Regions from separate parts of the Homo sapiens genome. Here all the other regions are linked to region 1. A link is an interaction called in ENCODE POLR2A ChIA-PET data of the cell type or tissue named here. Cell type or tissue: CD4-positive, alpha-beta T cell. All regions are shown on one strand. Region 1 overlaps SFN (stratifin). Region 2 overlaps PIGV (phosphatidylinositol glycan anchor biosynthesis class V). Region 3 overlaps LOC124900417 (translation initiation factor IF-2-like).

Region 1 (2,500 bases):
GGAGGCTCAGGCAGGAGAATTGCTTGAACCCGGGAGGTGGAGGTTGCAGTGAGCCGAGATCGTGCCACTGAACTCCAGCCTGGGCGACAGAGCGAGAATCTGTCTTAAAAAAAAAAAAAAAGCTAACATTTGTTGAGTCTGTCCTATGGGTTACTTTACAGCAACTATAAAAGGAAGGTACTGTTTTTCAGTTCCCCTGTTTATAAATGAGGACACAAAGGTAAGCAAGATTAAGAGCCTTGGCCAAGGCAGGCTGGGAGTCAAACCCAGGCTGTCTGAGTCCAAAATCGCAAATTTTCTCTTTTTCTTGGGTGGGGGGACCGAGTCTCGCTCTGTCGCCCAGGCTGGAGTGCAGTGGCGTGATCTCGGCTCACTGCAAGCTCCGCCTCCTGGGCTCATGCCATTCTCCTACCTCAGCCTCCCGAGTAGCTGGTACTACAGGTGCCCGCCATCACTCCCGGCTAATTTTTTGTATTTTTAGTAGAGACGGGGTTTCATTGTGATAGCCAGGATGGCCTCGATCTCCTGACCTCGTGATACGCCCGCCTCGGCCTCCCAGAGTGCTGGGATTACAGGCGTGAGCCACCGCGCCCGGCCAAAACCGCCATTTTCACTCTTGTGTTAGCCTTTAGTCCAAGCCCCTTATGATACAAGAGGGAAACTGAGGCCCAGGGAGGTATAACGGCTTTTCCAAGGTCGCACAGCCAGCCAGGGACACAATCCAAGCCTCTCGGCGACAGGTCCAGGGCTGCTTGGATTTCGGAGTGTGGTGGGGGCATCTTGGCGGCCTTTTTCCAGCCAACCCCCGCGGCCGGCCCGGCCCAGGCCCAGCCGGGTGAGCTGATGACTCAACGGGCAAGCACTGCATTTTGCGATCCTGGCTCGTCCCGCTGCTCTAGAGGGTTCCCAGCTCTCGGGCCGGACGGGCGGCAACTTGTCTGAGTGAAACCGGGAAAGCTCCGCCCCTCGGCGCTCAGCGGGCGGCGGGGGCGCCTCTCAGTCAGTCAGCGAGTCGTGGTGTCCGCCAGGCCTGGCGGGCGGCGGGAAACTCGCCGCGCGCGTTCCGCCGCTCACTTTCCCATTGGCCAGTCAGGCCCCCGGGGCGGTACCCTGGGGCAGCTCCCTCCTGTGATTGGGCGGTATTGGCCTCGGGCCCCGCCTCCAGTCCAGGGCTGCGAAGGCGGGACGGAGCAAGGCGGCTGCAGGTTCCGGCGTGTTGCTGGCTGCAGAGAGCTCAGGCAGCGGGCTCGGTAGGCACAGCTCCCAGCGGCCCTTCCCACCCAGCTCGTCCTTCCTCCCCTTCAGCCCGTTTCCTTTTGTCTCCATCTCCGAACTCTGTGGGACGTGACCCTCTCCTAAGATCTAGGCTTTTTTGGCGGCGCTATACCCCTTCCTCAGATCGTACTCCCCTCCGCTGAGATCTGAGCCCTTGATGAAACTGTGACCCGCCTGCAAATCGGGTGCTCAGTGCCGCTCACTACTGCGGCGCTGTCCTTAGATCTCACGCCGGAGACTTCACTATTTCCTGCCCCGCTCCACCAGAGCTCGTCAGCCTCCCGCGCCGTGGCTCCCACTCACCTCCCCTCAGCCCGGCAGAGGAGCCACGGCGCCTCCTGTGGGTTCACCCGACCCTCCCGGTCCCGTCCAGTTTGACTGGGGCCGCCGTGATGGAGAGAGCCGGACCCCGGCCTCACCTGGACTCAAAGTCTTGCGTGCGGGCCACTGAGCCACCTAGGGAGTTCAGGGCCCTAACTCAGAGGTCCAAAGTCAGGGTCTCTAAGTCAGATTCCAGTCCCACTCCCAGCCCATCGCCAAGAACTGGAAGAGAGACAGGAGGAGTGTCACAGGGGAACTTTATTGAGAGGAAACATGGTCACACCCAGCAGACATGCTTTCCCTCAATCTCGGTCTTGCACTGGCGCGCGCGCACACACACACACACACACACACACACACACACACCCATCTCCAGCCCCTGCCACTGTCCAGTTCTCAGCCACAAGGCGGGACACTCCTCAATTCCTACGATCAGAGGCAGCAGGGGCAGGAGGGAGGCAAGAGGAGGGGAGAAGTAGCCTGGTCCTGGGGTCGGGAGGAAGCGGGTGCGGAGAGCAGGGGTGGGGGCATGACCAGTGGTTAGGTGCGCTCAACAGCTGCAAGAAGAGTGGGATCCCCAGCCCCAGGTGGCCTCAGCTCTGCCAGTCCCTCTCCACGGAGCCCTTTGGAGCAAGAACAGCGCCTAGGGGAGAAGGGTGGGGCCTCCCACCCCATACTAGTCCTCTCGGCAGGGTGGGGGACTGGAGGGGGCAGGGCGGGGCGGTGGCGGGCAACACTCAGCTCTGGGGCTCCTGGGGAGCCTCGCCCCCCTCTTCCCCGGCGTTGTCGGCCGTCCACAGTGTCAGGTTGTCTCGCAGCAGCTGCATGATGAGGGTGCTGTCTTTGTAGGAGTCCTCGCTGAGGGTGTGCAGATCAGCCATGGCCTCGTCGAAAGTGGTCTTGG
Region 2 (2,500 bases), 65 kb after region 1:
GCTCCATTCACACTGGTTTCTCCCTGTCCTATCCTGTTCCATTTCCTGCCTTCTATATTCATTCTGTACCCTGAACTTTCAAATCCTCCCTATCATTCAAAGTCTAGCTCAACTATCATTGGTCCATGAAGTCTTTTCAGGTATCCCAAGCTGGAAGGGATCTCCATCTCGTGTAAACTTACAGAGTACATGCTCTCTGCCTCACTTACCTTTTTCTAAGCACACAAATAAAACTTGAATTCATTCTAATCATAAAAAGTTCAAGTAGGGCTGGGCACGGTGGCTCATGCCTGTAATCCCAGCACTTTGGGAGCCCAAGGAGGGTGGATCACGAGGTCAGGAGTTCGAGACCAGCCTGGCCAACATGGTGAAACCCCGTCTCTACTAAAAAATACAAAAATTAGCTGGGCGTGGTGGCGGGCACCTGTAATCCCAGCTACTAGGGAGGCTGAGGCAGGATAATTGCTTGAACCTGGGAGGCGGAGGTTGCAGTGAGCCGAGATCGCGCCACTGCACTCCAGCCTGGGTGACAGAGCAAGACTCCGTCTCAAAAAAAAAAAAAAAAAAAAAAAAGTTCAAGTAGTGAGATACAGAGCAAGAAGCTTCAGTGTCCTTTCACTCCCCAGAATTTATTGCTTTCTGCCTTAATGTTTCTGTGTCTGCTAGCAACTCTTATTAGACAGTTATTTGAGGACAGGAGGCATAGCTGAGTCATCTTTATTCCCCTAAAATAGGCATTAATAAACAATTACTGAAAGAATCAATCAGTTTCAAATCCCTTGAGCCTGCACATATTACATTTTCAGATGACAGTGAGAGGGTCTATTCAATAAAAGTAACATTTTTCCAGGAGGACTGGTAAAGGTATGTCAAACACTCTCCTCCCACCTTCATTAAAGAACAAAAAAAAGCATCTACTTCTAGGTACGTGAGGCTGAGGCGTCTGGTTTCTGTTTTAGCAGGGTCTCAGAAGGAAATGACTTTTCTCTGAAACTGTAGACACCCCACCTAGCTGTGGCATTGTTAGGCCTCAGGGTAAACAGGAAACTTCCTGCCTTGGGTCCTTCATGTCCCTCTCCCAGACTATTAAAGAGACTGTTAATAGGATGGTAAAAGGACAGCTGCTGGTCATAAAATCAGCCCATTCCTTAGCTCCTTAGAGAACAACTAAATCCCTGCAAGGTCAGAGAGAAAACCTTGTCCAGCTCATGCCAGGTGCACCCACCTAGCTGGGCTCCTGTTACAAGGTTTCTGGGCATGATGAGATCTAGTGTGAAGGTTAAACTGAGACTGCCAGAGCAGTGACATCACACCTACTCTGTGGGGTCTGAGTCACCTCTTCCAGTAGAGGAATAATCAGTCCTGATTATCCCCCAAAAGGAGGCAAAGAGGAGAGCGAAGAACCCAGTGCTCCTACCTCGGCAATAAAGAGCTGAAACAGGACCCCAACACTTCCTGCACGCAAGGTGGAAGTCTCTGGATTTGCAGCTGTTGGCAAGGAGAAAGGGAACAGTTTCTGCCAACTAACTGGAGGGACACTAGGGCAGGGGTGATCATCGTTTGCCAAGAAGGGCACTTGGTGTCTTGGCAGAAGGCAGAGGGCTGCCCTGATCTGTGTGTACATTTTCAGAAGCATTTGACTCTGAACCAAATTCTCTCAGCTGTCCTAGTGCTGGGGCGATGGATGGGAAATGCTTATTGGCCAGGCTGACCAGAAGCTCCAACAGAGGGTGCTGGGGCTCAGCCAGGAGCTTCCCTTCAGCTGGCAAGTTGAGCTTTCTGTCATGGTCAGAGGGAGTGTGTCAAAATTCCAATTCTTGAGGCTTTCCAGAAGCTGCTTATGATTACCCATCTGTTTTGAAGAGTTTCTGCTTACTGGATGTTTTGGCTTAAATGGGAAATAAAAGAGGTGATGGATGATACAGAGCCAAACTCTCGTCTGGCTCAAGGAATGGGCAAAAGTAGCTCAGCAGGGGCCAGTGATCTTACTACCATTATAGTGATAGGCTCATGACCAAACGGGGGCCAGGAAGCAGGGCAGATACCATTTCATTCCACCTTGGACTTACGTACAATTTACCAATTCCTGCCGCCGTGTTGGCGCCTCTGACCCATGTCTACTGATCAAGTAAGCAGGCATCTGAGAACGGCACAACAGGCACCTTATCTGCCAGATGTTACTGCTTTCCCTCATTGAAAGGAAAGACCACCTAAATTACTCCCAAGAGTTGCACTCGGTGGAGGAGGAGTTTCTTCTAATTGCTGAAAACAGGAGAACTGGATATTTTCTCCTAAAATCACACATTTAAGCCTCTACATTAGCATTTAGACTGGGGTGATTCTGTTGTTTAAGGCAGTTCTTAAGATGTTAGAGCAGAAAGGGACCTACAAGAGACTGCATCATTCACCACCACCCCCTGAAGAATATCATCATTTCCCATGGTTTCAGAGGTGGTAACTAAGGTTCTGAAAACTCTCCCAAGTCACATGGCTGGTAAAT
Region 3 (2,500 bases), 170 kb after region 1:
TTTATTCTTCTCCCCTCCCCCGGCCTCAAGCCAAGAACCAAACCAGCCTACCAAGAAGATCCGACTGACTGGTATGGGCCAGTGCCCTCTTTTCACTCACAGTCCTCAGGGGCAACAACTCTCCCCGGTGCATTAGGTCCTAGAAACCAAATTATAGGCTGCCTCATAAATAGAGCTTGGCTATTTAATCAACTGCCCCTGAGCTGGCAAACAGTCCTGAGTCCTGCACACAAATGAGGATTTTTTTACATGCCATTACTCTGCCATTTTCCTTAGAGCTGGGGTGTAATGGGAAACCTGGAGCCCAGTGAAAATCTGGAAGCTAGAATGGATTTCTCTCCAAAGAAAGCCCTCATCCCCTTTCTTCAATGGCTGTGAAATATGGAAAGCGCCAAAAATCTCCTTCCCTACACGTGGGCAAGCTGTTTTGAAAACAGTCACCATTTTTCTCTAGCAATAAGGTAAAGTGCACAAAAATCTATCCACCTGGGTTGGAGGAGATAATGTGGAATTTCTCTACTTTTTTTTTTTTTTAATTCACTAGGGTTCTCTTCCACTTTTACTTTTAGAGCCCCACACCACGATCCCAGGAAATGTTGGGCTGAGGGAACTTTTTTAGAAACTGGCCCATCAGCTTTCCCTAGGGGCAGTGGCAACGGGAAAGCGGGGGAGGGGAGGAGCTGGGCACGTGGCTGGCCCGAGCAGCGAGACCCCGGCTGGGGGCAGTGGGTCCTCCCTTCGGTGGAGTTTTTTCCCCCACGGCCCCTGCCTTTTAACCCCACACCCAGGCAGCTCAGGAATCCCGGCGCAGATTGGAGAACTAGGACTAGGACAGCGCTACCCTCGCGAAAGCACCTCGGCCAACAGCCTGATGGCAAATATGGACTGAATCGTTGACATGGAAACCGGACTAAAGTCTCGCTAGCTCTCCCTCACAGGAGAGTTCTTATCGCCGTCCCCGACCGCACGGCACTTAGCAAACGCGGACTGGATTTGAGGCCTGGAGGATCAGGCGGAGTTTCTGGGCGTATTAACTCCAGCGGCAGAGCAGCCAAGGAAGGGGGCAGGGCTGCCAGGACAAACCGGCTGAAAATGGCAGAGGATGTGCTCCCATTTTATCCGGCTGCACAGCGTGCATGGATTGGGCCCGAGGACAAGGGAACAACCTATTAAAATCCAGAGAGTCAACTGCAAAATGTGGAACCGAGGCCTGGAGGGTTTGCTAGGAGAGGGAAACGTTTGCAGGGAAGACAGCCCTTCCTTTCTCGCAATTTGCTTCCCCTAAATGTCTGAAATACAAAACTCAACAAACAAACAGAAGATCGGGCTCGGCTCCTTCCTCCACCCAATCCTTGTGGGAGAAGTCGTCTTAAGCCCAGGGACCCTAGCGAGGGTTTGCTTAGATTCCTAACTAAGGCGTGGAGAATCGCTGGAGCGCCAGGTTGTTGCCCCCACACGTTCCCGCCGCGGAACAGCAGCAGACACCCAGCAGAGCTCTCTCGAGTGCGAACTGGAGCTGCGAGTTTGAGCAAAAGGGCAACTATGTCAGTTGACGGAAGCCAGAAGCAGAGTTCAAAGCCTGGCGTGGATTTCCGTCTGGAGCTGTCTGTTCTTAAAGTTTGTAACTCCGTGTTAAGAAACAGCCCCAGCGGAGGCTTTGGGATCGGTGTGAAAGTCTAGCACTACCATCTGACAGCGAGCTGCAAAACTTTGGGCTGCATATTAAGCGAGGAAAGTGGATTGAAGCGAGAGTCAAGGCAATTCATTATGTTACCGGCTCCCATACGGGAGCTGTAAAATACGAACTGGATGCACACACGGAGAAAAATGGAATGAACTCGGAATGGCATTCAACAGCTCTTCGCGGTAAAACTGTGACTGCCAAGGATCTAGAATCCCAAAGGAGCAAACCAGGAGGCCTCAAACTTGGTTGGCACACAATAAATGCTTTTCTAGATCTTTTCCCCACTCATCTCAAACTCTTAAGCAATTTGGGGTCATTTATATTTCAGAATAAGGAACACATTTTGAGAAATGTTAATTTCTGAATGAGACTTTTTTTCCCCAAAGTAGCTGTGAAAAAAAGAGCCTCAGGCATAAGTCAGCCAGCTTATTTTGTCTCAATATAAATTAAAAATTACCCTCACCACCACCTCCACCAAAACTGAAATAAAAAATAAAATAAGTAAAAGTCCAGGCTGGTCTGGCTTGTGGCAGGTTTCAAACAAAAATAACACCCAGGGCCAGTCTAATATGAGGAAAAAGATACCAAGGCTTTCATATTCTTCTAAGTACAGCCTCACTCACCAGTCTCACTGGTGAGCTTGCTGACCAGTGAGCTTATTTTTGTGGAAAAGACTGAGTAAAGCTACTACTAATATTTTTTAAAAAAACAAAAAACAAAAAAACGGGACTGGGGTTTCATAAAACCACTGGGCAGATCAGGAAATTTGGATTTCTTATTTCTGCTGAGCTCATTGAAGATTTGTATTCACCAACT

What was found. ChIA-PET counts read pairs that join two places held together with the same protein. Peaks named below come from ENCODE experiments on the same cell type or tissue, not always from the same donor. Only the 100,000 strongest peaks of a DNase experiment are listed, where the experiment ranks them.
Region 2: POLR2A ChIA-PET joins it to region 1 with 10 read pairs; 18 of 35 experiments call an interaction of 5 or more read pairs at or near these places.
Region 3: POLR2A ChIA-PET joins it to region 1 with 18 read pairs; 17 of 35 experiments call an interaction of 5 or more read pairs at or near these places.

Annotation. Positions count from the first base shown.
Region 1 is chr1:26,863,793-26,866,292 of GRCh38, reverse strand. It overlaps SFN (stratifin), which reads right to left. Exons shown (of 1, transcript NM_006142.5): 1 at 1,837-2,500. The coding sequence ends at 2,334. Among named protein-coding and RNA genes, the nearest start is that of SFN, 1.9 kb to the right of the region's middle. RefSeq lists enhancers at 786-1,095, 1,306-1,435. In CD4-positive, alpha-beta T cell, no CTCF peak of the experiment used is centred here; DNase peaks (open chromatin) are centred at 347, 1,122, 1,472 and 1,982; H3K4me3 peaks cover 2,207 bases; H3K27ac peaks cover 1,573 bases.
Region 2 is chr1:26,798,861-26,801,360 of GRCh38, reverse strand. It overlaps PIGV (phosphatidylinositol glycan anchor biosynthesis class V), which reads right to left. Exons shown (of 4, transcript NM_017837.4): 4 at 702-2,500. Among named protein-coding and RNA genes, the nearest start is that of PIGV, 12 kb to the right of the region's middle. RefSeq lists an enhancer at 1,028-1,277. In CD4-positive, alpha-beta T cell, no CTCF peak of the experiment used is centred here; a DNase peak (open chromatin) is centred at 990; H3K27ac peaks cover 2,292 bases.
Region 3 is chr1:26,691,604-26,694,103 of GRCh38, reverse strand. It overlaps LOC124900417 (translation initiation factor IF-2-like), which reads left to right. Exons shown (of 2, transcript XM_047439473.1): 2 at 1-2,196. It overlaps LOC101928728 (a long non-coding RNA gene), which reads left to right. Exons shown (of 1, transcript NR_135804.1): 1 at 1-2,194. Among named protein-coding and RNA genes, the nearest start is that of ARID1A, 3.2 kb to the left of the region's middle. RefSeq lists enhancers at 1,089-1,188, 905-1,419. In CD4-positive, alpha-beta T cell, a CTCF peak has its summit at 1,445; DNase peaks (open chromatin) are centred at 963 and 1,573; H3K4me3 peaks cover 1,864 bases; H3K27ac peaks cover 1,519 bases.